Linked DNA regions of Homo sapiens: region 1 is linked to region 2. The links are chromatin loops, found by intact Hi-C in ENCODE. Cell type or tissue: HCT116. All regions are shown on one strand. Links, peaks and the distances in the headings refer to the core of each region. The heading gives the core; the rest is flanking DNA.

Region 1 (15,634 bases), core at 4,784-12,783, 150 kb before region 2:
ATTGACACTGAGGCCATGTTTTGCCTTTTTTTCTTTTTTCTTTTTTGAGAAAGAGTCTCGCTCTGTTGCCCAGGCTTGAGTGCAGTGGCTCTATCTCAGCTCACTGCCAACCTCCGCCTCCTGGGTTCAAGCGATTCTTGTGCCTCAGCCTCCCGAGTAGCTGGGATTACAGGCACGTGCCACCACGCCCGGCTAATTTTTGTATTTTTAGTAGAGACAGGGTTTCACCATGTTGGCCAGGCTGGTCTTGAACTCCTGACCTGAAGTGATCCACCCATCTCAGCCTCCCAAAGTGCTGGGTGGGATTACAGGCGTGAGCCACCATGCCTGGCAGCCTTGCCTTTTTCAATCTGGTATAGCCCCAATGCCTCAGAAAGTGACTGGTACATTGCTCATACCTAAAAAAAAGTATGAGTGAATAAAGGCATTCATGCGTGCCACTCCTGGCTAGTCTCTCAACTGGTAAAAGCAGAAACTCCTAAGAATGTCGACTGAAACACTGCCAGACAACTAGGGTTGCGACCTGCAGTCACACAAGGTCCCATGCTCAAGAGGGCCAGGTTTGCTTGGTCTAATGATCTGCTGTTGCCATCCTAAAATTCTTCCAGCCTGGGTAACATAGCAGGACCTCATCTCTACTAAAAAAAAATAAAATAAAATAAAATAAAAATTAGCCAGGCATGGTGGCACACGCCTGCAGTCTAGGGCTTGGAGGCTAAGGCTGGAAGATCCCTAGAGCTCAGGAGTTTGTGACTGCAGTGAACTGTGATCGTGCCACTGCACTCTATCCTGGGAGACAGAGTGAGACCCTGTCTCCAAAAAAAAAAAAATTCGTAATAATCTTATTTTTCAACTTGTGTGTGTGTTTTGTTTTGTTTTGAGACAGAGTCGTGCTCTGTCGCCCAGGCTGGAGTTCAGTGGTGCGATCTTGGCTTACTACAACCTCCGCCTCCTGTGTTCAAGCGATTCTCCTGCCTCAGCCTCCTGTGAACCTGTGTTTTGTAAATGAACTCCAATGGGACAGGGAGCGTGAATGTCAGTGGAGGAGGTAAGATTGTGTTCACTCCTCTTTGCCAGAGCATTTGCATCTGGAGTTCACTGTGCCCCATAAGCACAGGATTCTGGTGGACTCACCATATGGGGGAGGGCAACAAGGCTAGAAGCAAGTACAAGGCAGGCATGGCTGTTACATTTAAGAGTGGGCAAATGGAGGCCCCAACAGCTTGGAGAGGCGACACTTTTCATGCACTTTCCATGCGTTGCTTCGAACACAGAAAGAAGGCAATGGCTTTCTAAAAAACACAGAGGACCATGGAACCCGACTGCATCTTTCTTACTCATTCACTTCCTTGTTTTAGCCAGTCATTTACACTGAAAATAATGGCACAGCAGGGCAACCCATTATTCTTGTTCCTTTCAGTCCTTTCTTATCAGTAAATCAAAGGTAGACAGTGTTGGTCGAATGTAAATGTATCAAGAAATGAGGCTGGGCACGGTGGCTCACGCATGTAATCCTAGCATTTTGGGAGGCCAAGGCAGGCGGATCACCTGAGGTCAGGAGTTCGAGACCAGCCTGGCCAACATGGTGAAACCCCGTCTCTACTAAAAATACAAAAATTAGCCAGGCGTGGTGGTGGGTGCCTGTAATTCCAGCTACTCGGAAGGCTGAGGCACGAGAATCACTTAAACCTGGGAGGTGGAGGTTGCAGTGAGCCTAGATTGTGCCACTGCATTCCAGCCTGGGAGACAGAGCAAGACTCCATCTCAAAAAAAAAAAAAAAAAAAAAGAAATGAAATAAAAATGTTGAATTCAGGCCAGGCGCGGTGGCTCACGCCTGTAATCCCAACACTTTGGGAGGGCGAGGTGGGAAGATCACGAGGTCAGGAGATTGAGACCATCCTGGCCAACATGGTGAAACCCCGTCTCTACTAAAATACAAAAAAGTAGCTGGGCACGGTGGTGCACGCCTGTAGTCCCAGCTACTTGGGAGGCTGAAACGGGAATCGCTTGAACCCGGGAGGCAGAGGTTGCAGTGAGCTGAGACTGAGCCACTGTACTCCAGTCCGGGTAACACAGAGTGAGACTCTGTCTCAAAAAAAAAAAAAAAAAAAAGTTGAATTCAGCTGGGTGCAATGGCTTATGCCTGTAATCCCGGCACTTTGAGAGGCCAAGGCAGGAGGATTGCCTGACCCCAGGAGTTCAAGAGCAGCCTGAACAACATGGTGAAACCCCATCTCTACAAAAAGTACAAAAATTAGCCAGGTGTGGTGGGGTGTGCCTGTAGTCCCAGCTACTCGGGAGGCTGAGGTGAGGGGATTGCTTGAACCCAGGAGGCTGAGGCTGCAGTGGGCCATGATCTTGCCACTGCACTCTGGCCTGGGTGACAGAGTGAGACCCTGTCTCAAAAAAAAAAAAAAAATAAAAGTTGAATTCGTGTTGTGTAGAGTTTCTACTGTTCTGCTAAGAAGGAAATACATATGCATGTGTAAACTATGAAATACAAATTGTGTAATTTCAGTGATTCTGTGTAGGAGCTAATGCTCTTATATTTGCATTTAGAATTGGCATTGCACAATGTAAAGATGAACAGTAAAATTCATGCTAATAATTTAACATTTTAATTTTTCTCCAGCAAATAATAAACATCATGACAAGTTGAGAGAGAGACTTAGACCCCATCTCTTAAAAAAAAAAAAAAAAGCAGACTTTGGAAGGAAAAAAATTATATTTCAGGCCAGGCACAGTGGCTTATACCTGTAATCTGTGCACTTTTGGAAGGCCAAGCTGGGTGGATCAACTGAGCTCAGGAGTTCGAGACCAGCCTGAGCAACATGGCGAAACCCCGTCTCTACTAAAAAATTAGCCAGGCGTAGTGGCGCATGCCTGTAATCCCAGATACTCAGGAGGCTGAGGCAGGAGAATTGCTTGAACCTGGGAGGCGGAGGTTGCAGTGAGCCAAGAATGGCGCCACCTCACACTAGCCTGGGCAATAGGGCGAGATTCTGCCTCCAAAAAAAAATAATAATAATAATTATACACACACACACACACACACACACACACACACACACACACAGGCATTCGAACCAGAGTGACTCCATTTTGAGTGAGAGCTGGAAAATGAGGCTGAGACTTGCTGGGCTGCATTCCCAGAAAGTTAGGTATTCCTAACCTCTAGATGTTTATGGTTAAGGGAATGAATTAATAATGTTTACCAAACAGACTCAGACTTAGGAGTGTCCAGATATCCCGATATCTGGAGAACAAAGACATTCCTAATTTTGCTTTAAAGATGATAATTTGATACTTGTAAAGTATAGTAATTGAGAAAATTAATCCTTTATCACAAGTCCTTGTAGCAGAGCACATCGCCCCATATATACGAGTATTGTATCTAGGGTGGACACGTTCCTCCTCTTTCGGGAACGTCCTACTCTGTCTATGGAGCAGCTGTTCTTTCACTACTTTACTCTCTTAATAAATTTGCTTTTACTTTCCACTGCAGACTCGCCCTGAATTCCCTCTTGCACAAGATCCAAGAAGCCTCTTTTGGGGTCTGGATCGGGACTCCTTTTCTGTAATATATATATATATACACACACACACACAGCACTAATGGTACTTTCTTCTTGTTGTTGTTATTTGTTTTCCCTAGCAAGGAGCCCTGCATTTTAATCTGCACTGGGACCCACATATTATACGGTCAGCCTGCAAACAACCCTCAATGCTCCTAGCCCAGTGTCACCACGTGAAGCACCTGAGTCCTGTGAGCAAACCTCAGGAAGATGCTGCCTGGTCCCTGCTGGGCAGTTACCTCCTGGGCTTTCTCAGGGAGCTTCTGAGCCACAGTCAGGTCTCCTAGGTCGGGGGCCTGACTCTGTGGCCTCACCCGAGTGCCTTTTTTTTTTTTTTTTAAGATGGAGTCTTGCTCTGTGCCCCCCAGGCTGGAGAGCAGTGAATGGCATGATCTCGGCTCACTGCAACCTCTGCCTCCTGGGTTCAAGCGATTCTCCTGCCTCAGCCTCCCATATTGCTGGGATTACAGGCGCCCGCCACCATGCCGAGCTAATTTTTGTATTTTTAGTAGAGACTGGGTTTCACCATATTGGCCAGGCTGGTCTCAAACACCTGACCTTGTGATCTGCCGGCCTCGGCCTCCCAAAATGCTGGGATTACAGGCGTGAGCCACCAGGCCTGGCTTCGAGTGCCCTTTCTAACCTGTCTTTGGGCAAGGAAGTCTTATTTTTCCTGAGGCTGGCCGCATGAAAATGAGCTAATTCCCGGCAGAGGATGACTCTCCACCGCTATTGCCTCATGATTACTCACTCATTCAATAATCAGTACTATGGGCCTCTGTCATGCCCAGGCACTGTGCTGGCGATAAAAAAGATGAATAAGGCACGAACCCTCCCAGGTGGCAGCTACAGCCCTGTGGGGAGGCAGTACACACACCCCACATGGAGTGATCTCCGTTCTAAGAGAGAAACGCAGGCAATTCTCTGGAAGCAAAGGAAGTCATTTCCGCCTTTGGAGGTGGGTGGAGGAAGAGGAACCTGTACCTGCTCTGTGAAAGTGCCTTCACTCTGACATTTATTCCCAGCCAGTGGGTGGCACCAAGGAAATGGCTTGGGGGAACTTTAGTAAGTTCCAGCTCCCAGGCCATCACAAAAAGAAGGCAGTTTCCAAGCAAAACCAGCATGCTTGCTATGCAGGTACAGCCTAAAGACAAATCTCCCAACACTCTCTCCAATGGATTATAGCCCAAAGCATCTCTATATATAGAAATTCTAGAGCTTCCACTTTTTTTTTTTTTTTAAAGAAGGTCTCACTCTGTCACCCAGGCTGCTCTCCTGGCTTCCTGTGCCCCATCCTCCAGTGTTTGTTACAAGGTCATCTTTTTTTTTTTTTTCCTTTTAGAGGAATCTTTCACTTAGAAATATCTTTGAGATTTTTTTGCTAGAGCCTCCTAACATTCAAAGTAAAGTCAGCTTTTACTTGTTAAAAAGGGATACTCACAGGTATTCTGCTCTTTCTCCGTGTGGGTAGGAATTTCCCCCTGGGCACTTCTGTGTCCTTAAAATAACAATACTGCCTGTGCAAAACCCACTCCACACTTGAGGGGTGCTGAGCTCCCTGTTATCAGTTACCGGATCTCTGTTTTTAGTAACTGAGTGTTAAGCAAAGCCTCCTGCTTAATTAATGGGTCTATCTTAGCAACCCATCCTGGTATAGAGCTTCTTCCCAATCCCTGTGACTCTAGGGATCCCACACATCATAGGACTTCCTCTGGACTCCCCAAGGATCAAAGCTTCCTGCCAGCCAGGGATTGTCACCAAATCCCATGGATCAGGGGCTGAATACAAGGAGAGTTCAAAGGTAAAGTTACAGGAGCCTCTGTCGGGGGCAGGATATAGGCAATCCCACAGCGGAAACCTCTCATTATGAGTTCAGCACACCTGCTGTTCATCCCCCAACTGTATCAGGCCCAAGGACTCCAGGGCAAGGTGGAGTGGGTATGGCTGTGAGTAGGCTGGGTGCGTCTCATTCACAGGAAAGCTAGTTTAGCTGCTTGCAGTCAGTGGTTGAAACAAACACTTTCACCATCTGAGAAGCTTAGGCCAAGGATATCTTAAAGAAGTACCCAGACTCCTGGTCTGAAAACTCTTTGGAAGGGAGTGGCGTTCAGATTCTTTATCAAAAGAATTTAGAGAGCGCATGTGACACACACACACACACACACACACACACACACGGTCTCCCTCTCTCTTCACACATACACACACACACACACGGTCTCCCTCTCTCTACACACACACACACACACACACACACACACACACACACACACGGTCTCCCTCTCTCTTCACCCTCCCTCTTTCCAGGCGCCAGTTGGCCTGAAACACACAAAGCTGAAGCTTCAGGGACAAGGGCAGTCTTTAGGGTTAGACGTGGCTCAGAAAGGACCAGAAGAGGCTTGGCAAACTGAAAAGGGAAGGTGTGAGTAAAAGACTGCCTTGGGCACACAGGTGCACATTCAATGGAAAAGCAGGAAGACAGTGTTTGACTCTTTCAATGAGCTTGACCTGGAACATTTGCGGAGTGGTTGTATCTTTAAGATCAAAAGAAGAAATAAATGGCAAATATCTTTCTTCTCTTTACTTCCTAAATTGATTTGTTTGATTATAAAAACCATATTACCACAATCCAGAATATATGAAAATAGAGGAAGAAAAAAGGCTCTAGTTAGACTACCTCTCTAACACAAGCTCCATGAGTAAAGACGGTAATGAGTAGATTCATTTACACTTAAAAATTATTTTAATATTTTAAAGGTCATTTACATTTCAAGGTGTTTTTTACTACTGGAACTTGGTGAATGAAATGGCTATTCTGTTCTTATTGTGTGAGATCAACAAAACACAACATGAATGGTCAAAAATAAGACATTTACAGAAAAAGGACTCTGGACACGGTGATCTAGCAGAGGTTTTTCCATCTATAACTTCTTAATAGGAAAATGAGTTGCTAAATATAAAAGGACAAAAACGTTAAATGCTAGCATACACTCATTGTGTCAGAGGCGTTAAAACCAGAGTGACTGCATTTTGAGTGAGGGCTGGAAAATGAGGCTGAGACTTGCTGGGCTGCATTTCCAGAAGTTAGGCATTCCTAACTTCTAGGTGTTTATGGTTAAGGGAATAGATTGATAATGTTTACCAAACAGACTCAGACTTGGAAGTGTCCAGATATCCCAGTATCTGGGAACAAAGGCATTCCTAAATTTTGCTTTAACAAAGGCATTCCTAATTTTATGGTGGCTCACACCTGTAATCACACTTTGGGAGGCCAGAGGTGGGTGGATCACCTGAGGTCAGGAGTTTGAGGCCAGCCTGGCCAACATGGTGAAACCCCGTCTCTACTAAGAGTACAAAAATTAGCTGGGCATGGTGGTGGGTACCTGTAATCCCAGTTACTTGGGAGGCTGAGGCAGGAGGATTGCCTGAATCTGGGAGACAGAGGTTGCAGTGAGCCAAGACCACCCCATTACATTCCAGCATGGGCAACCAGAGCGAAATTCCGTCTCAGAAAATAATAATAATAATAATAATAATAATAATAATAATAATATTGATTCTTGCAAACTATAGCAATTAAGAAAATTAATCATTTATCACAAACCCTTGTAGCAGAGCACATCTCCCCAAGATCTTTTGTGTGTGTTTTTTTGTTTTTTTTTTTTTTGAGATGGAGTCTCCCTCTGTCACCCGGGCTGGAGTGTAGTGGTGTGATCTTGGCTCACTGCAACCTCTGCCTCCCAGGTTCAAGTGATTCTCCTGCCTCAGCCTCTCAAGTAGCTGGGATTACAGACAAGCACTTCCATGCCTGGCTAATTTTTGTATTTTTATTAGGGACGGGGTTTCACCATGTTGGCCAGGCTGGTCTTAAACTTCTGACCTCAGGTGATCCCCCCGCTTCGGCCTCCCAAAGTGCTGGGATTACAGGCGTGAGCCACTGCGCCTGGCCCCAAGATCTTTTTCTATCCTATATATATAAGCATTGTACCTAGGGTGGACGTGTTCCTCCTCTTACTTTCAGGAATGCCCTACTCTGTCTATGGAGTAGCTATTCTTTCACTACTTTCTTTTCTTTTCTTTTTCTTTTTTTTTGAGAAGGAGTCTCGCTCTATCGCCGAGGCTGGAGTGCAGTGGCACGATCTCGGCTCACTGCAACCTCCGCTTCCTGGGTTCAAGTGATTCTCCTGCCTCAGCCTCCTGAGTAGCTGGGATTACAGGCACATGCCACACCTAGCTTTTTTTTTTTTTTTTTTTTAGTACAGACAGGGTTTTGCAATGTTGGTCAGGCTGGTCTTGAACTCCTGACCTCATGTGATCTGCCCGCCTCGGCCTCCCAAAGTGCTGGGATTACAGGCATGAGCCACCGTGCCTGGCCCACTACTTTATTTTCTTAATAAACTTGCTTTTACTTTGCAATGTGGACTCGCCCTGAATTCTTTCTTGCGCGAGATCCAAGATCCCTTTCTTGGGGTCTGGAATGGAGACCCCTTTCCTTGTAACAGTTGTATTTAGAAATTCAATATTCTATAGAAACAAGAGATGAAGCAAACAAAGATCAAAAAGAAAGAAGGCTACATTCCACACAATCCTATCAACCACCAATTGTGACTCCCTTTGTGGTTGAGAAATAAATAAGAGGCACAAAGACAAAAACAGAGGAATAACACGCAAGTTATACACCGAAATAATAAGACAGGTGAAGACAGGGGAAAGAGGTGAACTGGAGCTGGTGGCTGGAGATTGTCCTGGCAGAAAAAAAGATTCTCTAGATTGAGGTCCAGAAGAGAAGACTCCAGAATCCGACTAGTTCTGTTTAAAAACATGTTGGAATAAGCATTAGGTGTGGTATGAATCTGTCAGAAAGCAACAGTCCAACTTCTAAGCACCTTCATCTTGCCCAAGATGTGATTTTGTGGCTAAGAGATGTGAGAGGGAACAGATGAGACTATTACGGGGCAGAGAGTCAAGAATTGTCAGTAGAGAACAACTCAGCAAAATTTCCCACATTGTGTGCAGGAGACTAGGCTAAGTATTCTGCTGAATGGCTCCCACACCCAGGAGCTCACACCCTGTTGGGGAGGCAGACACACAGAATTAAGCCTAATGGTCAGGAGGCAGGCAAACTGAGTGAAGTGGACCCTAGAGCTCCCAATTATTAGCTAGGGAATCTTGAACAAACTACTTCACTTCTAGGAACCCCAGTGATCTCGTCTATAAAATGGGAATAAGTTTGCCTCCTGAAGGTTGCAATAAGAATTAATGTATCTAAAGATCCAAAAACATGGCTGGGTACGGTGGCTCATGCCTGTAATCCCAGCACTGTGGCAGGCTGAGGCGGGTGGATCACCTGAGGTCAGGAGTTCGAGACCAGCCTGGCCAACATGGCAAAACCCCTTCTCTACTAAAAATAGGAAAAAAATTACCTGGGCGTGGTGGCGGGCACCTGTAATCCCAGCTACACGGGAGGCTGAGGCAGAAGAATTGCTTGAATCTGGGAGGCGGAGGTTGCAGTGAGCCAAGATGGCGTCACCGCACTCCAGCCTGGGCGACAAGAGCGAGACTCCATCTCAAAACAACAACAAAAACAAAGATCCAAGCACAAGGAATTGCAAATGGTGGGTGCTAAAGAAGTGATGGTTTGTCAGTGAAGACTGTGACCTCTGTGAGGGCCAGGACTATGTCCATCCTGTAACTCTTACATCACTGAGGCCTGGAAGAGAGCCTAACATGCAGTAAATCTTTGAAGAATGAATGAATGGCAACGGTAGCTAATCCTTACATAGTACTTGGTATATGCCAGGTATGATTCCAGGCATTTTGTCTACATTAACTCAATCCCCACAACACAATTATCATTTCCAATTTGCCCAGGTTCACACAGCTAGTAATGGGTAGATCCAGGATTCAAACCCTGGTAGCCTGACTCCAGAGTAGTGTTCTTTATTAATCACTATACTGTACCGTCTCTCAAAGCGGTTTTTATTATGACTATTACTATTATTGAGACAGAGTCTCTCTGTACCCAGGCTGGGGTACAGTGGCACGATCATAGCTCACTGCATGCAGCCTTGAAGCTCAGGTGATCCTCCTGCCTCAGGCTCCCAAGCAGTTGGGACTATAGGTGTGCATCACCATGCTCAGGTAATTTTTTTTTTTTCAAGACAAGAGTCTTGCTCTGTTGCCCAGGCTGGAGTGCAGTGGTGTGATCTTGGCTCACCGCAACCTCTGCCTCCCAGATTCAAGCAATTCTTCTGCCTCAGCCTCCCGAGTAGCTGGGACTACAGGCATGTGCCACCATGCCTGGCTAATTTTTGTATTTTTAGTAGAGATGGGGTTTATTTTCTTTTTTTTTTTTTTTTTTTGAGACAGAGTTTCACTCTTGTTGTCCAGGCTGGAGTGCAGTGGTGCAATCTTGGCTCACCACAACCTCCGCCTCCTGGGTTCAAGCAATTCTCCTGCCTCAGCCTCCCGAGTAGCTGGGATTACAGTCATGTGCCACCACACCCAGCTAATTTTGTATTTTTAGTAGAGACAGGGTTTCTCCATGTTGGTCAGGCTGGTCTTGAACTCCCAACTTCAAGTGATCCGCCCGCCTCGGCCTCCCAAAGTGCTGGGATTAGAGGCATGAGCCACTGTGCCCGGCCAGTAGAGACAGGGTTTCACCATGTTGCCCAGGCTGGTCTCCAACTCCTGACCTCATGATCCGCCCGCCTTGGCCTCCCAAAGTGCTGGGATTATAGGCGTGTGCCACGGCGCCCAGCGTTTTTTTTTTTTTTTTTTTGAGATGGAGTTTTGCTCTTGTTGCCTAGGCTGGAGTTCAGTGGCGCAATCTTGGCTCACTGCAACCTTCACCTCCCAGGTCTCCAGGTTCAAGCGATTCTCCTGCCTCAGCCTCCTGAGTAGCTGGGATTACAGGCACCCGCCAACACGCCTGGCTAATTTTTTGTATTTTTAGTAGAGATGGGGTTTCACCATGTTGGCCAGGATGGTCTCGAATGCCTGACCTCAGGTGATCCACCCGTCTTGGCCTCCCAAAGTGCTGGGATAACAGGCATGAGCCACCGTGCCCAGCCTCAGCTAATAAAAAAAAAATTTTTTTTGTAGGCCAGGCACAGTAGCTCATACCTATGATCCCGGCACTTCGGGAGGTAAAGGTGAGAGGATTGCTTGAGCCCAGGAGTTTGAGGCCAGCCTGAGCAACACAGCAAGACCCTTTGTCTACAAGAAATAATAGAATTAGTCGGGCATGGTGTCACGCATTTGTGGTCCCAGCTACTTGGGAAGCTGAGGAGGGAAGATCACTTGAGCCTGGGTGGTTGAGGCTATACTGAGCCGTGATTGCACCACTGCATTCCAGCCAGGGTAACGAAGCAAGAAAGACCCTATCTCAAAAACAAAAACAAATTTTTTGTAGAGACGGGGTCTTGATATTTTGCCGAGGCTTGTCTTAAACTCCTGGCCTCAAGCAATCCCCCCACCTCAGCCTCTCAAAGTGGTTATTATTTTCACTACCATGGAGTGGGAGGCATAAGGCACATATAACCACCTACCTTACGAGTATATTGTGGGGATCAAAAAAGATAATGTATGTGAGAGTATTTCACTATCATCAGCAAAGTGATAAATAATTCAAAGTATTGTTATTATTACCACCACATTAAGAAAATTGGGTTTACCACCAAGGAATAAGAATAGGAGGGGAAGTCCGGGCGCGGTGGCTTATGCCTGTAATCCCAGCACTTTGGGAGGCCAAGGTGGGCAGATCACTTTAGGTCAGGAGTTCAAGACCAGCCTGGCCAACATGGTGAAACCCTGTCTCTACTAAAAATACAAAAAAACTAGCCGGGCATTGTGGTGTGTGCCTGTAATCCCAGCTACTTGGGAAGCTGAGGCCAGAGAACTGCTTGAACCTGGGAGGCAGAGGTTGCAGCGAGCCAAGATCACGCCATTGCACTCCAACCTGGGCAACAGAGCGAGACGCCATCTCAAAATAAATAAATAAATAAACAAATGAATGAATGAATGAATAGGAGGGGGAAAGGCACAGCTCTGAAAACAAAGACTAGAGAGGAGAAGCCAAAGGCAGAGTGGCTGGGCAGATGAATAAATGAAGGCGAGTGAGAGGAAGAGGGAGGTGGCGTAGATGCGGGGAAATGAATTTAATGTAGTCTGAACACAGTATCAGGCCAGCGCAGGTCAGATGATGTTGGTAGCTGGCACACTGGAAGCTCTGATCAAGCTATGCTGCAGAATGGAAAGCATCAGGAAGAATTCTGCCGGGGAAGCAGAAAGGGGCCAGACTCCAAGGTCTTTGAGGCGAGTGGCCTCTCTAAGATAATGGGCAGGAAACAAATAAATTGGGGAAGCAGAATGGACACAGACAATCTGGACCTCATTCAGGAGCTCTGGACTGAAGAAGAATAATGCTTTCCTGATAAAACCCAAACTTTCACTTTGATGGGTCTATGAAAAAGAAATTAGGGCCAATTCAAACCTGAAAGACCAGGCTTTTGAGACACTTCACTGAAAGCGTCAGGACGGTCAGTAAAGAAAGGCAGGATTACTAATGTCTAAGAGATTTCTACCCATGCCTGACAGATAGAAAATCTCAAACACACTGAAGTTCACAGTGGCATTATTATTAACTGGAGGTTACTGAGCTTTTCAAAAACCTTTTATTTTAAGAGTATTTTTCTCTGCTAGACCTAGAGATAAATGGCACTTTTACCCTTTCTGGCTACTAAATGAGGAGAGCATCTAAAGTGCAAATTGGAGATGGGGTGGAAAGGAGATGAGGCGGGTATCATGTGTGGTTTTTCCTGAGAAAAAGGGAGAAATATTTAACTGGTCAAGTGCCAAAAATGCTACAGGGACATGGACAGTTTAGGTTGTTTAGGGACAAAGACCAAGATGGTGGGTAGCAGTTAACCCTTGGGAGGGATGATAGCTCAGGAGTCCTAAACAAAAAATAGGCGGTCAGAACTCCCAACACCTAACTGTGTGTGCTCCCTGGCTGGCTTATGCTGAGGCATGCTGCCCAAGGGCTGGAGTGGTCAGTGACCATGCAGCTCCCTGCAGCTGGGACAGGAGTGGCAGCTGTGGTGGCAGGAGCAGCGGTGGCAAAATGTTTCAGAATGTCTTTAAATAGCAACCTGAGGAAGGCGGCAGCTTTCCTACACCCCCACAAGCCCTGAAATAGCACAAAGCAGCAGGGAAAATGGTCGAAGTGTGTGCAAAGGCAGCAGGCTACTGCTTACGAGAAAAGAGATTGGGAGTGTTGTCCTGAGAGGGTGAGTACAACCCCAGCTTTCAAACTGTACTCAGTGATCACATATGGGGGAACAGGCTTCATTGTTTCCAGTCCTTCAAGATCTCCATGCAGACACCCCGCTGAGGGCACCACACTTCTATTTCCTTTCTGCATGGAAAGCCTCCCACGTGGGATTAGACAGCATCTGAAAAAGGCTCACTACTACTGCTGATTGAGTGTTTACTACATTTCAGTCATTGTGCTAAGCCCTGGACACACATTATCTCATTTAACCCTATGAAGCAGGTATTATTAGCCCCAGTTTATGAATTAGGGCACAGGAGGTTAGGGAGGTTTAGAGATTTGCTCAAGGACAAATAGCTAGAATTCAAATCTGCATCTGTCAGATCTAAGTTCACAAACTTTGTTTTTCATATGTGCATTACTAGGAAATCCAATATGCATGAGGACACCATGCAGAGAATTTGATCTTCCTCCTGCACCATCAAAAGTTGTTTATTTGGATGGTGCCTGGCTGGTGAGAGAAGATAGGGAGCAGCAGAAAGGCTGGTGGCTGACTCCATGGTTTAGGCTTCCTTTAGGATGCCAGTTTGCTTTAGGGCACTCTGAATCACCTCAGGCTTGCTCTGATCACACAGCCTCAGGTCATGCCTCTGTGGATAGGGGAAGTGCAGACTGCAATCCTTAGGGCATTTGCTCACTGGAATTCAATGCTCTGTGCAAGATGCTTCAGGAACATAAGGTGCTACAGTAGGATCAAAGGCCAAAAAACCCAGAGTCCCTGACACATCAGAGGCTCTGGTAAGGGTTTGTATTATGTGCTAATATACGCATGGCATGGACCAGACTGGAAAAAACAACCTCCCACCCACACCAGAAAAGTATGGCTGTAGAGCTGGGCGTGGTGGCTTATGCCTGTAATCCAGCACTTTGGGAGGCCGAGGCGGGCAGATCATTTGAGGACAGGAGTTTGAGACCAGCCTGGCCAACAAGGTGAAACCCCGTCTCTGCTAAAAACACAAAAATTAGCCACGCGTGGTGGCACATGCCTGTAATCCCAGCTACTCAGGAGGCTGAGGGAGGGGAATTGCTTGAATCCGGGAGGCGGAGTTTGCAGTTAGTTGAGATCGTGCCATTGCACTCCAGTCTGGGCGACAGAGGCTCCATCTCAAAACAAAATAATATAATAATAATAATAATAATAATAATAATAATAATAAGAAGAAGAAGAAGAAGAAGAAGAAGAAAAGTATGGCTACGCTGCCCAGAGTGAATACCATTGCCTCTGAATGATACCATCATTCTAGTTAATGATTCTCCATCCTCACTACTCATTAAAAATCCCCCAAAGAACTTTGTTTTTTTTTTTTTTTTTTTTTTTTTTTGGAGATGGAGTCTCACCGCAGCCTTTGCCTCCCAGGTTCAAGCGATTCTCCAGCCTCAGCTTCTCGAGTAGCTGGGATTACAGGTGCCCCCCACCACACTGGCTAATTTTTTTTTTTTTGAGACGGGGTCTCGCTTTGTCGCCCAGGCTGGAGTGCGGTGGCGCGATCTCGGTTCACTGCAATCTCCGCCCCCGGGGTTCACGCCATTCTCCTGCCTCAGCCTCCTGACTAGCTGAGACTACAGGCGCCTGCCATCACGCCCGGCTAATTTTTTTGTATTTTTAGTAGAGACGGGGTTTCACTGTGTTAGCCAGGATGGTCTTGACTCCTGACCTCGTGATCCGCCCGCCTTGGCCTCCCAATGTGCTGGGATTACAGGCGTGAGCCACCGCGCCCGGCCCCAGTGTTTTTTTTTTTTTTTCAGACGAAGTCTGGCTCTGTCACCCGGGCTGGAGGGTAATGGCGCGATCTTGGCTCAACCTCCGCCTTCTGGGTTCAAGCGATTCTCCTGCCTCCGCTTCCCAAGTAGCTGGGACTACAGGCACGCACCATTATGTCTGGCTAATTTTTGTATTTTTAGTAGAGACGGGGTTTCACCATGTTGGCCAGGTTGGTCTCGAACTCTTGACCTCAAACAATTCACCTGTTTCGGCCTCCCAAAGTTCTGGGATTATAGGCATGAGCCACTGCGCCCAGCCAAGTTTTTGTATTTTTAATACAGACAGGGTTTCACCATTTGGCCATGCTGGTCTCTAACTCCTGACCTCGTGATTCACCACCTTGGCTTCCCAAAGTGCTAGGATTACAGGCATGAGGCACTGCGCCTGGCTGATTCTTTTTTTTTTTTTTTTTTTTTAAATTTCTTTTTATGGGCCGGGTGCGGTGGCTCATGCCTGTAATCCCAGAACTTTGGGAGGCCGAGGTGGGTGGATCACGCGAGGTCAGTGGTTCCAGACCAGCCTCGCCCACATGGTGAAACCCTGTCACTACTAAAAATAAAAAAATTAGCCAGGCGCAGTGGCAGGTACCTGTAATCCCAGCTACTCGGGAGGCTGAGGCAGGAGAATCGCTTGAACCCGGGAGGCAGAGGTTGCAGTGAGCCGAGATCACGCCACTGCACTCCAGCCTGGGTGACAGTGTGAGACTCCGTCTCAAAAAAAATAAATAAATAAAAATTAAAATTAAATTTCCTTTTATGCTCCCCAGGTAACTCTTACAATCTAATAATAATAAGATGCTCCCCAGGAAACTAACAATCTAATAATAAGGATGCAGGATGGTAGGCAAAAACACTGGCTAGGAGACTGCAAGAGAGATACCATGGTTTCAAAAGGAGAGGTCACTTTTTTATAGACTTTGCCTATGAAAAGTCTAAGCCTCAGGTACAGGCAAAGTGATTTGG
Region 2 (15,634 bases), core at 3,672-11,671:
AGGGGAGGAGACCCAGTTTTGCCCAACGCCCCACTAAAGATGCCCAGAGAAAACAGGTGGCTTATCTGGGCTGGGTCACAGTGTTGAAGCAGACCTATTTATCACAAAAGGTACTTTCCCATCTCTGGGAATTTGTTCAAGCTATCCCACCCCTCTTTCATCTGCTCAAACTTTACTAGTTTGTTATGGCCATATTAAGGCCTACATCCTCCAGAAGATTTCAACTTTCTCTTTTTCCTGACTGCCCACAGCATTTCTTGCATGCAAAAATTTTGAAGGATGGGTGTGGTGGCTCACGCCTGTAATCCCAGCACTTTGGGAGGCCGAGGCAGGTGGATCACGAGGTCAGGAGATCGAGACCATCCTGGCTAACATGGTGCCCGTCTCTACTAAAAATACAAAAAATTAGCCGGGGGTGGTGGCAGACACCTGTAGTCCCAGCTACTCGGGAGGCTGAGGCAGGAGAATGGTGTGAACCCAGAAGGCGGAGCTTGCAGTGAGCCGAGATTGCACCACTGCACTCCAGCCTGGGGGACAGAGCGAGATTCCATCTCAAAAAAAAAAAAAAAAAAAAAAAATTGGCACTCAGTTCATATTCATTTGAGGAGTTTAAGTCTTTCCTGTGTCTAAATAAATCTTTCCTGTGTCTAAGTGTTGCCTCCTCACAAAATTCACAAATTTCTGGAGGGTGGTCCAGAACAGCACTTGACACATAGTCCAGGCTCCAAAAATACTTGAGTTGAATGAATGCCCCACCCTGTGCCCATGTGTCTTTACAGTGTGTTCTACTCACCTTGAGAAGCTTCTCTTGCATCTCAAGGGCTTTTGCTTCTCTCTGCTCTATCCAGTGGGAAAGAGTACGCAGGGCAGCAGCCCGTGTTGGAATTTGAGGGTCATAAGCTGACAAAAGAACCTCTTGGAGCTGTTCTGTGGTTACGCTTCCAGATTTCTGACTTGTAGTAGTGCTGGGCTCATTGACTCCTTGAGGAATGATTGGAGCATTTGACTGCAGGCCTGTCTGGGGGGCTGTCTCATGGCTCTGCTGTTGTTCAAGGTGGCTATGAGCTACATCAGTGGGTCTTTCATGACTGGTTTGTTGCTGCTCTTCTATTTTCCCTTCCAGATCTTTTCTGTTCAGTGTACTTTGGGCAGCCATGCTGACGGCCTCAGTGGCAAAGGCTCCATGGGTAGAGATGGTGATGCGGAGATCAACAGCGAGTTCTTGGATGACCGGATCAGGGTATGTGTTGGATACCTTCTCCAACAGAGGCAACAACTGCTTCAGAACAGCAAAATCACTTGACTTCAACTACAAAATGAAATAAAAAATGTCAAACCCAAATTAACATAGCAAATTTCAATATGACCTGAGCACCAGGAAACATATTCTGAGAAAAAAGGGCAGGGATCAAATCTTGCTCATGGTGTAATCAGTGTATTGCCTGGGTCCAGCACTGAATACCATTTGTTGAATAATCATACCTAACATTTATTGAACACTTATCATATACAGGTTCTTTTCTAAGATAAAACACACACACACACATTCATATCCTTGTGATATAATGACTATTATTATCTACATTTTAAACAGGTGGAAACAGAACGGTTAAGTAACATGCCCAAGGTCACAGACTGGAAGATAGTAAGATGTGAACTCAAGAAACTGGGATCAGAGCCCACACTCTCACCCAATACCCTACGCAGTCTCCCTTGAAAAGATAAGGCTGTTCTTAACTACATGATCTAAAGTGGCCAGTCAGTATGCAAGTGCACCATAGATCTGGAAGGGATCACAGAGAAAACGGGAAGAAAGGGATTTCTTCTGGAAAGTGGAAGTGAAAATTATATAACATTTTATTCTCCATGGAAGCTTTGTCTGAATAATGTCATATGCCTTACTACTAAGAAAGGTGCATGAGTGTTACAGCTCTATTAGAATTTGTCTAGCAGGTTTTCTGGTCTTCACTGGAAAGCACCCCCCTCACCCACTGCCACCCAAAAGGTGTATGTGTGATCAATGAAAAGTAAGAATCAATGGTAATACTTTTCTGTTTGAAAACACTGGAGAAATTATCAGATGAGGCTTCAGGAGACCCTGAAAATTTGAATACCTTAAGGATCTTAAGTCCTTTTTACTGGCCAACATGGCGAAACCCCACCTCTACTAAAAATACAAAAATCAGCTGGGCATGGTGGCATGTGCCTGTAGTCCCAGCTACTCGGAAGGCTGAGGCAGGAGAATCGCTTAAACCCGGGAGGCAGAGGTTGCAGTGAGCTGAGATCACGCCACTGCCCTCCAGCTTGGGCAACAGAGCGAGACTCTGTCTCAAAAAAAAGAAAAAAAAATCCTTTTTATTTTTATTTTTTTCTTTTCTTTTTGGAAACGGAGTCTCGCTCTGCTGCCTAGGCTGGAGTGCAATGGCGTAATCTCGGCTCACTGCAACCTCCACCTCCCGGGTTCACGCCATTCTCCTGCCTCAGCCTCCCGAGTAGCTGGGACTACAGGCACACGCCACCATGCCTGGCTAATTTTTTATAGTTTAGTAGAAACGGGGTTTCACCATGTTGGCCAGGCTGGTCTTGAACTCCGGACCTCAGGTGATCCGCCCACCTTGGCCTTCCAAAGTGCTGGAATTACAGGCATGAGCCACGGTGCCCGGCCGAGACATTTTCAAATAATTATACTAGTATTATCATTATGCTAAACTTCATTCAGTGCCTCGGTTGTATCATGGACTTTTTTAAAGCATCTAAAATGAGAATAATTTACCTACAGTCTATTTGGCCTCTTTTTTAATTTCTCTTCTATATAACAATTTCTTCTAAAAAAAAAAACCAGCCAAGACAAATAGATCAATGGGACAGAACAGAAAGGCCAGAAATAGACCCAGATAAATAGAGTCAACTGAACTTTGACAAAGGAGCAAAGGCTTTAAATGGAAAAAAAAATACAGTTTCTTTTTTCTTTTTTTTTTTTTTAATTGGAACAAGTGTCAGTAGAAAAGACAGTTTTTTCAACAAATGGTGCTGGAACAACTGGCATGCACATGTGAAAAAATGAATCTAGACACAGACCTTGCACCTTGCACAAAAATTAACTTGAAATGGATCATAAACCTAACTGTCAAATACAAAACTATAAAACTCCTACAAGTTAACATAGTAGAAAATTGAGATGACCTCTTAAAAGCAATGACCTTTTAAATACAACAGCAAAGGCATGATCTATGAAAGAAATAGTTAAAAACCTGGACCTTATTAAAATTAAGAATGTCTGCTCTGCAAAAGAAACTGTCAAGAGAATGAGAAGACAAACTACAGAATGAGAGAAAATATTTGTAAAAGACATATCTGAAAAAGGACTAATATCCAAAATATACAAAGAACTCTTTAAACTCAATAAGAAAATGAACAACCTGACTTAAAAATGGGCAAAAGACCTTAACAGATAGGTCTACCAAAGAAGAATACCCTACCAAAGAAGATATACAGATGGCAAATAAGCATAGGAAGACATACTCAATGTCATAAGTCATTAGGGAATTGCAATTTTTTCTTTTTTTTGAGACAGAGTCTTGCTCTATTGCTCAGGCTGGAGTGCAATGGCACAATCTTGGCTCACTGCAACCTCCACCTCCCAGGTTCAAGCGATTCCCCCACCTCAGCCTCTTGAGTAGCTGGGACTCCAGGTGCGGCCACCATGCCTGGCTAATTTTTGTATTTTTAGTAGAGTCAGGGTTTTGCCATGTTGCCGGGGCTGGCCTCAAACTCCTGACCTCATGTGATCCGCCCACCTCAGCCTCCCAAAATGCTGGGATTACAGGCGTGAGCCACCACACCAGGCTTCCCACCCACCCCTCTTTGCATCCACAGAGTTCTCAATCCTGGGCATGGCAGAAGCACCTTGATCCCTCCCTGATCAAGGGTGTGACCTGGGATCCCTGGCCTCGGGCTGGACAACCAGGTGCCCACAACCTGTATGGGGGTATTTACTCATTGAACATCTAGCCCCTGGGGTTGTCCAGGGAAATGCACTGGGTGGCAGCAGCTATGTGAGGAGTTTGTTTCTGTTTTCTTTTTTTTGAGACGGAATTTTGCTCTTGTCACCCAGGCTGGAGTGCAATGGCATGATCTCAGCTCACTGCATCCTCCGCCTCCCACGTTCAAGCGATCCTCCTGCCTCAGCCTTTCAAGTAGCTGGGATGACAGGTGCCCGCCACCATACCCGGCTAATTTTTTTATATTTTTAGTAGAGATGGGGTTTTGCCATTTTGGCCAGGCTGGTCTCGAACTCCTGACCTCAGGTGATCTTCCCACCTCAGCCTCCCAAAGTGCTGGGATTACAGGCATGAGCCACCGTGCCCAGCTGAGGAGCCTTTTTTTTTTGAGAGGGAGTTTCACTCTTGTTGCCCAGGCTGGAGTGCAATGGTGTGATCTCAGCTCACTGCAACTTCTGCCTCTTGGGTTCAAGCAATTCTCCTGCCTCAGCCTCCCGAGTAGCTGATCTGGTCTGGAACTCCTGACCTCAGGTGATCCTCCTGCCTCGGCCTCCCAAAGCACTGGGATTATAGGCGTGAGCCACTGGCACCTGGCCAAAGCTCTGAAAATCTTTAACGATGTGTATAAATGAGCACAATGAAGACAATTCCAGAAATAGATGGTTTAATCTCAAAAGCAAAAGAATTAGAGAGAACTAGTCAGCTTAGTTAACTGGAAAGTCATTTTCTTTTTAAGTTGTAAAATTGGAGGCACTGTGGTTTGCAAGTAAGGGCTTTTTTAGCCAGTTTGATCACCTGCATACAAGCAGTTGAAGGATGCCTCTCCACTCTAGGGAAATTCTGATAAAAGACTGGATTACCTAGAGGATAATCAAGTGAAAGCCTGTGAAAACAAGAAGCATGGCTCTCCTTTGCCCCTGATAACACATGACTAACATTCACAACACTCCCATGGGTGTGCCCAGATCTGGAGGTTGCTCACTATGGGTGAGGGCAGTGTTTTTCAACTTTTTGAGCTCATGCCCTTTTGAAAAAACAAAACAAAACAAAACAAAACAAAACAAAACAAAACAAATCATGCCTCCTTCATTAGACATCACCTTTCCTTTCTTCCTTTTATTCTTTCTTCCTTCCATTTATCCATCCATTCAAAAACTGTTAATTAAGTACCTACTGTGGCAGGTTTATTAAATATGGCAGAAAGTAAGACATCTCTAAATGAGGCTGCTTGAAAGCAACAGCAATTAAGAAGGATTGTCTGCTCTTTGGAGTTCTATATAACAGCTTGAAATAATGGGAATTTTCCCAAGCAGTTCTATAGAGCACCCAAATTGGGCTCGGTGAAGAAGAGAAAGGACAGCATTGTAGCACAGGAACTGACTCAACCAATTCGCCTCACCAGCATGCAACAGATTTCAGCGGCTCGTCCCTCTCTCCCCTTCCTCCATTCTGCAATAGACCTCTAGCTTGCTTACCACTACTTCTACCCCAGCCTCTAATCGTTTGCAATGATTCTAATATGTAAGTCAGCAGCACCTAAAACACAGTCCATGCTCCTGGTAACCTTTCTGCCAAAGAGTCTGAGCAATGGTCTTTGATCAAAAACATGACCTAAGCAGGCCAGGCGCGGTGGCTCATGCCTGTAATCCCGGCGCTTTGGGAGGCGGAAGCGGGCAGATCACCTGAGGTCAGGAGTTCGGGACTAGCCTGACCGACATGGAGAAACCCCATCTCTACTACAAAAAAAAAAAAAATACAAAATGAGCCGGGCGTGGTGGTGCATGACCGTAATCCCAGCTACTTGGGAGGCTGAGGCAGGAGAATCGCTTGAACCCAGCGGGCGGAGGTTGCGGTGAGCCGAGATCGTGCCATTGCACCCCAGCCTGGGCAACGAGCGAAACTCCATCTCAAAAAAAAAAAAAAAAAAAAAAAAAAACATGACCTAAGCAGTGTAGAGTAAGACCAAGCTAAAGCCCCCTTCCCCTTTAGAGAAGAGATGCACCTTTTCTCTCCCAATAATGGGCCCCCACCCCAGTAGAATCTAGATTTCAAGATTTGGAGCCCAGCTTTTAACCAGAAGCTCTGCTGCCTCCCTGGAACAACATGGTTTTGGTTTTTCCTAAAGAAGGTCTGGAATGGTCTGCTCAGCCTCGTGCTTTAGAGACCAATGGACAATACAACATCATGCAGAAACTGCTTCTTGAGGGGACAGGGAGGAGTAACCAATGTATAATACTTTTAGTGGTGACTAACTCTGAAATTTAGAAAATGAGCCTGGAACTACAGTTATCTTGTCAGCAGTCTTTTTTTTTTTAATTATAAATTTTTGTTTGTTTGTTTTGAGATGGAGTCTTGCTCTGTTGCCAGGCTGGAGTGCAGTGGCATGGTCTCCGCTCACCGCAACCTCCCCCTCCTGGGTTCAAGCGATTCTCCTGCCTCAGCCTCCCAAGTAGCTGGGATTATAGGCACGCGCCACCAAGCCCGGCTGATTTTTGTATTTTTAGTAGAGATGGGGTTTCACCATGTTTGCCAGGCTGGTCTTGAACTCCTGACCTCGTGATCCACCCGACTTGGCCTCCCGAAGTCCTAGGATTACAGGCATAAGCCACCGCGCCCGGCCTTTTTTTTTTTTTAATTTTGTTTTTGTTGTTGTTGTCAGCAGTCTTAAATACATGCTTTTTCCAAATTAACTCCTCTTCCCAGACACAATGTTCTAATAATCACTTTGATTACATAAATTAGAAACAAAAAAGGTTCAGATGATGTTAGATTCTTTTTTAATAAGCCAAAACAACGAATCCTAGTAAGAAATAGGAAAAAACAGTATATTGTTAGCCTGACAATGATTAACTGAAAACACAATTCAGAACCATGACATTTTTTTCTAATACAAAGAAAGAAAATCCAGCATTACTATAGAAGCCATTTACAAATCCATGATTCAAACAGAAAAAAAGTAGTAGATCTAGGGCAAAGGTATAGGGGGTGACGTGCTTATGTTCACTTAACTAACTGCAAAGTCAGAGGAATGCCGGATGTAATCAGTGAGTCAGGATGGCTCACAGAAAGGCAGGGGCCTGCAAGGTATAACCTTGATATCAGTCAGGTGAGTCTGTCTTAGAACACAACTAATGTGCACAGCCAGCCCTCCAACAATGGGCTTCTAGAAAGGGAAATGGAGATTTTTGTGATCTATCTTACATTGGGATGTGGTTTGAAATGATAAGTGTGAAGTAAAGAGAAGCCAAAAAAAAAAAAAAAAAAAAAAGCACACTCTCACCTTGTGGAAAAAGACTATTCAAATCAATATTCAACCAAAAAAAAACAAAACAAAACAAAACAAAAATCTATTTGGCCAACTAAATCCAATAAGAATACAACTTAAGAAAAATGATTCCGGCCGAGCGTGGTGGCTCATGCCTGTAACACTTTGGGAGGCCGAGGCGGGTGAATCACTTGAGGTCAGGGGTTCGAGACCAGCCTGGCCAACATGGCAAAACCCTGTCTCTACTATAAATACAAAAAATTAGCTGGGCGTGGTGGTGCATGCCTGTAATCCCAGCTACTTGGGAGGCTGAGGCAGGAGAATTGCTTGAACCCAGGAGGTGGAGGCTGCAGTGAGCTGAGATTGTGCCACTGCATTCCAGTCTGGGTGACAGAGTAAGACTCTGTCTGAAAAAAAAAAAGAAAAGAAAAAAGAAAAATGATTCCATCAGTGAAACTTTCCTTGATAGTTCTTTTTTTTTTTTTTTTTTTTGAGACAGAGTCTCGCTCTGTTGCCCAGGCTGGAGTGCAGTGGCGCGATCTCGGCTCACTGCAACCTCCGCCCACTGCAACCTCCGCCTCCCAGGTTCACGCCATTCTCCTGCCTCAGCCTCCCGAGTAGCTGGGACTACAGGCACCCGCCACCTTTTTTTTGTATTTTTAGTAGAGACGGAGTTTCACTGTGTTAGCCAGGATGGTCTCGATCTCCTGACCTCCTGATCCGCCCACCTCGGCCTCCCAAACCTTGACAGTTCTAACAGCAAGGGTATACTATGGCTCTAGAAACTGAACCAAAAGCTTTTTTTTTAAAACAATATGGAAAATATATAATTAGAAGTGCTAAGTAAATCTAAAGAAATGGGCTTCACACTAATAACAGGCCCAGATAAAATTCCCTTTCCTTTTAGACAGGCTAGTGAAAGGTATATTCTAATACATCGAGAATCAGAATCAGATTTGAATCCTCAAGCTCAAAAATCCATTCCCAGAGGGTATCCTACTCATTGCTAAGGGTTATGAGCAGGCTGGCTGCAGGGTAGATTTCATAAGACTCACACTAAGCCTATTCTGCTTTCCTGCAGACTCCTCACCTAACTCGGTATGTAATCAGCCAGTCACACACACATGCATGGTCTAGCCCTTGACTATCTTTTGTCCTTGCAGGCATGCTCTTCCCCTTGGTCTCTACAATTCACTAACACCAGCCTTCCATCAGTGTCTCAAGTATACCAAGCTCTTTGCTGCTTCTAAGCCTTTGTACGTGATGTTTTCCTTACTTGGAAGAGTTTCCTTCAAATCTTAGCTTACGCTTACACTTCCTCAGTGGAAATCTTCCCAGCCTAGGTTAGATGTTATGTGCTCTTGGTACCCGCCACTTCTCTTTTGAGACCCTTCATTCAATTCTAAGTACATTTCTGAACAGTCATTTAGTGTCTGACTTCCTTACTGGACTGCAAGTTTCATGACGGTCTGCCCTGTCCCCTGCTGTATTCCCAGCACCCTAGCTTAGTATGTGTGGCACACAAGTATGCAATATGTAGGTTTTGTTTGTTTAATTTTTTTTGAGATGGAGTTTAGCTCTTGTCACCCAGGCTGGAGTGCAATGGCACGATTTCGGCTCACTGCAACCTCCGGCTCCTGGGTTCAAGCAATTTTCCTGCCTCAGCCTCCCGAGTAGCTGGGATTACAGGCACCCGCCACCACGCCCAGCTAATTTTTTTTAAATATTTTTAGTAGAGACGGGGTTTCACCATGTTGACCAGGCTGGTCTCAAACTCCTCACCTCAGGTGATCCACCAAACTCAGCCTCCCAAAGTGCTGGGATTACAGGCTCAGTGAGCCACCGCACCCGGCCAATATGTAGTGTTTAAAAAAATAAATTTAAAAATTATAAATTAGGTATGTAAAAGACATACATACTTAAAAGTGGCTGGAAGCAAAGCTTTAACATGCTACCTGATAAGGGATGAAGAATGAATCCTGTGCTAAAATGGAGCATTCAAAATAGATGGATCCTATGCAACCAGTTGAGGACTTTCCCCAACAACAGTAGCAGAAACAAGGGCTGAGCTTTGGAGAGTGAGAGCCAGAAAATCTAGTATTCACCTCAGATGCAAAACACCAGGCTAGATGTTCCCAAATTAAGATTGTAACAGGTAGAAAGGACCCTGCCCTTCTGATAGTGAAGTCTATGCAGGTGACAGAGTAGAAATGGTGCAACTTTCTTGTTCTCTACTTTGGAGAGAATTCTCATTAACAAACTAACTTCTTTATCTAGGTTCTCCTATGTACAATATCCATTCTTATTTCTCACAAGGATATGGAAGGAAAACAACTGGTATTTCGCTTCTCCCTTCCCTCCATTCAAGCTTGCCTCATGTCTACAACTCACCTGAACAGCTCCTCCTAGCATGACAGCCACCAGCCCCATGGACATGCTCAGCGTCTGTGATTCCACGGTGCTCTCTGCCTGATGGGCCAGGCTTGCACAGGCTCTCTGCAATGTTGCTGCTACAAAGTCCACCACCTACCCAAAAAAGGGAATTGAGAATCAATGAGGAATGAAAAAAAAAAATCATAATTCTCCTTACATCTTATGTCTACATCCTCATCTTCTTCATCTACATCATGATAGCAAGAACCATCCAGAACAACTGCTACTTACCATGCAGATGTGATGTTCAGTGTTTTTTTTTTAAACATTTACCGGTTTATTATAAAGGTTATTACAAAGGACACAGATGAACAGACAGATGGATAGGACAAGCGGGTGGGGGTGTAGCTTCCATGCCCTCTCTGGGCTAGCCCCACTCCCAGCATCTCCACATGTTCAGCAAGCGGGAAGCTCCCAAGTGTTTCACATGTACAATCTCATTTAGTTCTCATATCAACTCTATGAGGTCAGTACTATTATCCTCATTGTGAAATGAAGAATCTGAGACTTTAAAAGGTTGTTTGTTTAAGGCCATACACTTAATAAATGAGAAAGCCTATTCATACTTTTCCAAATGTTTTAATATGCTACTCCAACTTCCTTAACTTTTCATGAATTTTGCCTGAAAATTAAAAAGCAAAATGACTTGTAAATTAACTTAAAATGGATCACGGACTGCAATGCAAAATACAAAATTATAAACTCCTCGAAGATAACATGAAAAATCTAGATGATCTTGGGTATGGTGATGACTTTTCAGATACAACACCAAAGGCACAATCCGTGAAAGAAAGTAATGATAAGCTGGACTTCACTGAAGTTAAAAATTCCTGCTCTGCGAAAGACACTGTCAAGAGAATACAAAGAGAAGCCACAGACTGGGAGAAAATATTCATCCACAACAGTCTGACAAGAGACTGTTTTCCAAAATTTACAGAGAACTCTTAAAGCTCAATAATAAGAAAACCTGGGTTGAGCACGGTGGCTCACGCCTGTAATCCCAGCACTTTGGGAGGCTGAGGTGGGTAGATCACTTGAGGTTAGGAGTCGAGACCAGCCTGGCCAACATGGTGAACCCTGTCTCTACCAAAAAATTATCTGGGCATGGTGGCACACCTGTGGTCTCAGCTACTCGGGAGGCTGAGGTGGAAGAATCGCTTGAACCAGGAAGTGGAGGTTGCAGTGAGCTGAGATAGCACCACTACACTCCAGCCTGGGCAACGGAGTGAGATCCTATCTCAAAAAAAAAAAAAAAAAATTAGCCAGGCATAGTGGCAAGTGCCTATAGTCCCAGCTACTCAGGAGACTGAGGTGGGAGGACTGCTTGAGCCCAGGAGGTCAAGGCTGCAGTAAGCCATGATGGTGTCACTGCACTCCAGCCTGTGTGACAGAGAGAGATCCTATCTTGAAAAGAAAAGAGCCCAATTAAAAATGAGCAAAAGTCCTGAACCGACATCTCACCAAAGAAAATATACAGACGGCAAAAAAGCATATGAAAAGATGCTCCACATCCTATGTCACTGGAGAACTGGAAATGAAAGCACTGGTGATATACTGTTACACACCTAATAGAATGGCCAAAATCCAGAGAACTGATTTCACCAGGAATGCTGGTGAGGATGGAGATCAACAGGAGCTCTCTCATTCATTCATTGCTGCTGGGAATGCAAAATGGTACAGCCACTTAGGCAGACAGTTTGGCAGTTTCTTACAAAACTAAACATACTTTCACCATACAGTCTAGCCATTGCTTGCCTTGATATTTATCCAAATGAGTTGAAAACTTATGTCCACACAAAAACCTGCACATGGTTGTTTATAGCAGCTCTAGTCATAATTGTTAAAACTTGGAAGTAACCAAGATGTCCTTCAGTAGGTGAATGCATCAATAAACTGTGATACATCCAAACAATGGAAAAACAGCACCAAAAAATGGGCAATCAAGCTATGAAAAGACATGGAGGAAACTCGAATGCATATTACTAAGGGAAAGAAGCCAAGCTGAAAAGGCCACATGCTGTATGATTTCACCCATATTACATTTTGGAAAAGGCAAAACTATGGAGACAGTAAAAAGATCAAGGGTTGCCGGGGTGAGGAGAGAGGGAGAACAGAACAGGTGGAGCATAGAGGATTTTTAGGGTGGTGAAACTATTCTGTATGATACCATCATGGTAGATACAGGGCATTGCAAATTTGTCCAAATCCATAGGCTGTACAACACCAAGAGTGAGCCCTAGTGTAAACTATGGACGTTGGGTGGTGATGTGTCAATGTAGACTGATCAGCTGCAAAAAATGCATCACTCTGGTGGGAGATGGTGACAATGGAGGAGGCTATGTTGTGTGAGTGCAGGGAGTGTAAGGGAAATCTCTGTCTCTTCTGTTCAATTTTGTTGTGAATCTAAAACTGCTCTAAAAAAAAACTCTTTATAAAAAATGACCTGTTACTTTCTGACTATGTCAGAGGGTCCTGGATCTGCTTCTCAAAAGGAGGTTTCCTCCTCAGGGATTCCTGCCCTGACTCACTCCCGACATTTTGACAGTCTAATTCTAGTAAGTAAAGAATGGAGGGGTAGTGTTCAGTTTCATCTAGAAGCCAGTGTCTTCGAGCCATCTGTGCAAATGATTGACAGTAGTGATCCCCAACCCTTTTGGCACCAGGGACCGGTTTCATGGAAGACAATTTTTCCACACACTGGGGTTGGCAGGGGCGGGAGGGGGAGAGGGGCGGGGAATGGTTTCAGGATGAAACTGTTCCACCTCAGATCATCAGGTGTTAGTTAGATTCTCATAAGGACTGCGCAACCTAGATCCCTCGCATGCACGGTTCACAACAGGGTTTGTGCTCCTATGAGAATCTAATGCTGCTGCTGATCTGACAGGAGGCGGCGCTCAGGTGGTAAAGCTCACTTGGGCGCTGCTCACCTCCAGTTATGCGGCCTGGTTCCTAACAGGCCACAGAACAGTACCAGTCCGTGGCCTGGGGGTTGGAGACCCCTGATCTAGAGTCTTTTTTTAAGTATTAAATATTTGAAAGGATTAAGACTGTTCCTAGACAAGATTTTATATAGCATTTGGCTAACAACTAAGCTTTAAATAGAATTAATTTGGTCAGCATCATTTTCAATGCATTTGGATTAATCAACTTAAGTAAAAACACCTTTGAATAAATGACAGCACACAAATACACATGCATGCACACACACATGCATACTTAGGATTAATGACTCAAAAGAGAGAAATCATTTTAGAAATGGAAAGGCTGAGAAGGTCATAATAAGCCTCCAAATAACATGCAAGCTTGCATGTTTAATTCTCTGGACAAATCACATGCTGTGCTAGAATCTTTATTGCAAGCTTAAAGTCAGGAGAATGGCTTGTTAACACTTGTCTTCTGAAGCAACGCAGGAAACTAGAAAGGTTATTAAAAGTTCCACTTACTGAAATGAACAATGCTGTTTAAGGCAGTTTTCACCACCTCCTCCATCCCTAAGATTTTATTCATACTAGAAGATAAGGACACTAGCGCTTTCTAGAGAAACTAGGTAGAAACTGTTTCTACTATCTTGGGCCAACTATGTTGCCTCCAGGGAGTCTTCTAAAGCACTCCTTAGCTGGGCACAGTGGCTAACGCCTGTAACCTAATACTTTGGGAGGCCAAGGCAGGAGATCACTTTAGGCCAGGAGTTCAAGACTAGCCTGGCAACAAAGTGAGACCCTGTCTCTAGAAAAAATTAAAAAATTAGCCAGGCACAGTGGCACACATCTGTAGTCCTGGCTACCCAGGAAGCTGAGGTGGGAGGATTGCATGAGCCAAGGAGTTCAAGTTTGCAGTGAGCTGTGATTTAGCCATTGCACTCCAGCCTGGGCAACAAAGAGTGAGACCCTGTCTCTAACAACAGTAACAAAAAATATATAAAGCATTCCTAAATTACTCAACTAGGACTATTTAGCCTTCCAACTTTTTCTAAATTCCTCTCCACTTTTTTTTTTTTTTTTTTTGAGACAGAGTTTAGCTCTGTCGCCCAGGCTGGAGTGCAGTGGTGTGATCTTGGCTCACTGTGACCTCCACCTCCCGGGTTCAAGCAATACTCCTGCCTCAGCCTCCCGAGTAGCCTCCCAAAGTGCTGGGATAACAAGCATAAGCCACTGCGCCCATCCTCCACTATCTATATGTGTGTGTGTGTGTGTGTGTGTGTGTGTGTGTGTGTGTGTGTAGATATCAAAACAAGTAGTATGATCCTATTACTAAAATAGACACTTTCTATGTTTGTATGTATGTTTAAAAAAAAAAAAACCCAGGGAACTGTTAACTGTAAAGAGATAGCCAACAATCATTGCCATCTATGAAGTAGCCTTTCTGCCAAACATTCTTTGTGTTAACCCCAAAACCCCCTACCCATTTGGACAGCAGCTCCTCCCCCTACTATACATTTCCTGTGATTTTGGTGGGGCTTCCAGCCACAAGAATAGGTGTGTGACTGAAGCCTGTTCTAAAATTTATATATGTTGTGGACAGTGGGGACAGACCTTTACTTTTTACTTAAAACTTCTTATAAATGTACATAATTTTAAAAGCCAAATATTCCTGAAAGCTTATAGTGAAAAATAGCAGTGCCCGACATCATTTCTTCCCATCTGATTCAGGCTCTACAGAAGCAACCACTTTTAGTTTGGTTTAATAATAAACTGTTTAGTTTGTTAATAACATTAAGTCCAGGCGCGGTGGGTCATGCCTGTAATCCCAGCACTTTGGGAGGCCAAGGCAGGCAGATCACCTGAGGTCGGGAGTTTGAGACCAGCCTGACCAGCATGGAGAAACACCATCTCTACTAAAAATACAAAAATTAGCCGGGCATGGTTGCAGGCACCTGTAATCCCAGCTACTCTGGAGGCTGAGGCAGGAAAATCGCTTGAACCAGGGAGGCAGAGGTTGCGGTAAGCCGAGATCACGCCATTGCACTGCAGCCTGGGCAACAAGAGCAAAACTCTGTCTCAAAAATAATAATAATATTAAACATTCACTATTTACCAAGCACAATTCTGAACATGTTACAGGTATTAACACATTTAATCCTCACAGTAGTCCTATGGGGGCGTCTAAACCTGCTGCCAAGACTCTGACACCTGAGTGGAAGGGGTGGAGGCCTCATTGTTGAGGATGCAGACTTCAATTTATACCTCCTATTTTTCAGTTCTCCTCTCCCACCCAGTTCAGAGTCCCTTGGGCTCAACATCTCTTAAGAGTAAACCTCCAGTCTTTCGCTGGGAAGTGGAGGTGGTTGTACAAAGGGAAGAAACGAATGAAGGGATTTACTGAATCCTATACAGCCTTTCAAACTGTTTTAAGCTCTAAATTCAACTCCATTTTTAGAGCTTATCTGGTGCTTCCTGTCCATCCAGGGTTCTGCAGTAAAAAGGAGCCTGCTCCTTTTTTTCTTATTTTTCTTTTCAAAAAAAAAATTTAGGCTGGGCACAGTGGCTTACGTCTCTAATCCCAGCACTTTGGGAGGCCAAGGTGGGTGGATCACCTGAGGTCAGGAGTTTGAGACCAGCCTGGCCAACATGGTGAAACCCCATCTCTACTAAAAATACAAAAATTAGCCAGGCATGGTGTCAGGTGCCTATAATCCTAGCTACTCGGGAGGCTGAGGCACAAGAATCGCTTCAACCCGGGAGGCAGAGGTTGCAGTAAGCCGAGATTGCGCTGCTGCACTCCAGCCTGGGCGACAGAGTGAGACTCTGTCTCAAAAAAAAAAAAAAAAAAAAAATTAATAATTTTATTGAGGTATAGTAGTGTGCTTCTTGGCTTCTCCACATGCAGACATCTAGATTTCCAGTTTCTCAAGTTGCTAGATCAGCTACTAGGGCCCAGACTGGCCTGGGCAATACAGTGAGACCCCATCTCTACAAAAAAAACAAAAACAAAAACA

What was found. Peaks named below come from ENCODE experiments on the same cell type or tissue, not always from the same donor. Only the 100,000 strongest peaks of a DNase experiment are listed, where the experiment ranks them.
Region 1: a loop joins it to region 2, with 5 times the contacts of the local background. A loop is called at or near these places in 2 of 110 quality-filtered maps.

What each region holds. Positions count from the first base shown.
Region 1 is chr16:69,062,242-69,077,875 of GRCh38, reverse strand. All of the region lies in intron 17 of TANGO6 (transport and golgi organization 6 homolog), which reads right to left. Among named protein-coding and RNA genes, the nearest start is that of HAS3, 36 kb to the left of the region's middle. RefSeq lists enhancers at 3,344-4,061, 4,062-4,780, 4,781-5,498, 5,499-6,218, 14,163-14,981. In HCT116, for the core only: no CTCF peak of the experiment used is centred there; DNase peaks (open chromatin) are centred at 5,475, 5,745 and 8,185; H3K4me3 peaks cover 2,566 bases; H3K27ac peaks cover 4,649 bases.
Region 2 is chr16:68,913,243-68,928,876 of GRCh38, reverse strand. TANGO6 (transport and golgi organization 6 homolog) reads right to left here. Exons shown (of 18, transcript NM_024562.2): 12 at 9,658-9,792; 13 at 794-1,309. It also overlaps the pseudogene RNU7-42P. Among named protein-coding and RNA genes, the nearest start is that of TANGO6, 78 kb to the right of the region's middle. In HCT116, for the core only: no CTCF peak of the experiment used is centred there; DNase peaks (open chromatin) are centred at 4,946, 5,486 and 7,026; H3K4me3 peaks cover 1,798 bases; H3K27ac peaks cover 5,076 bases.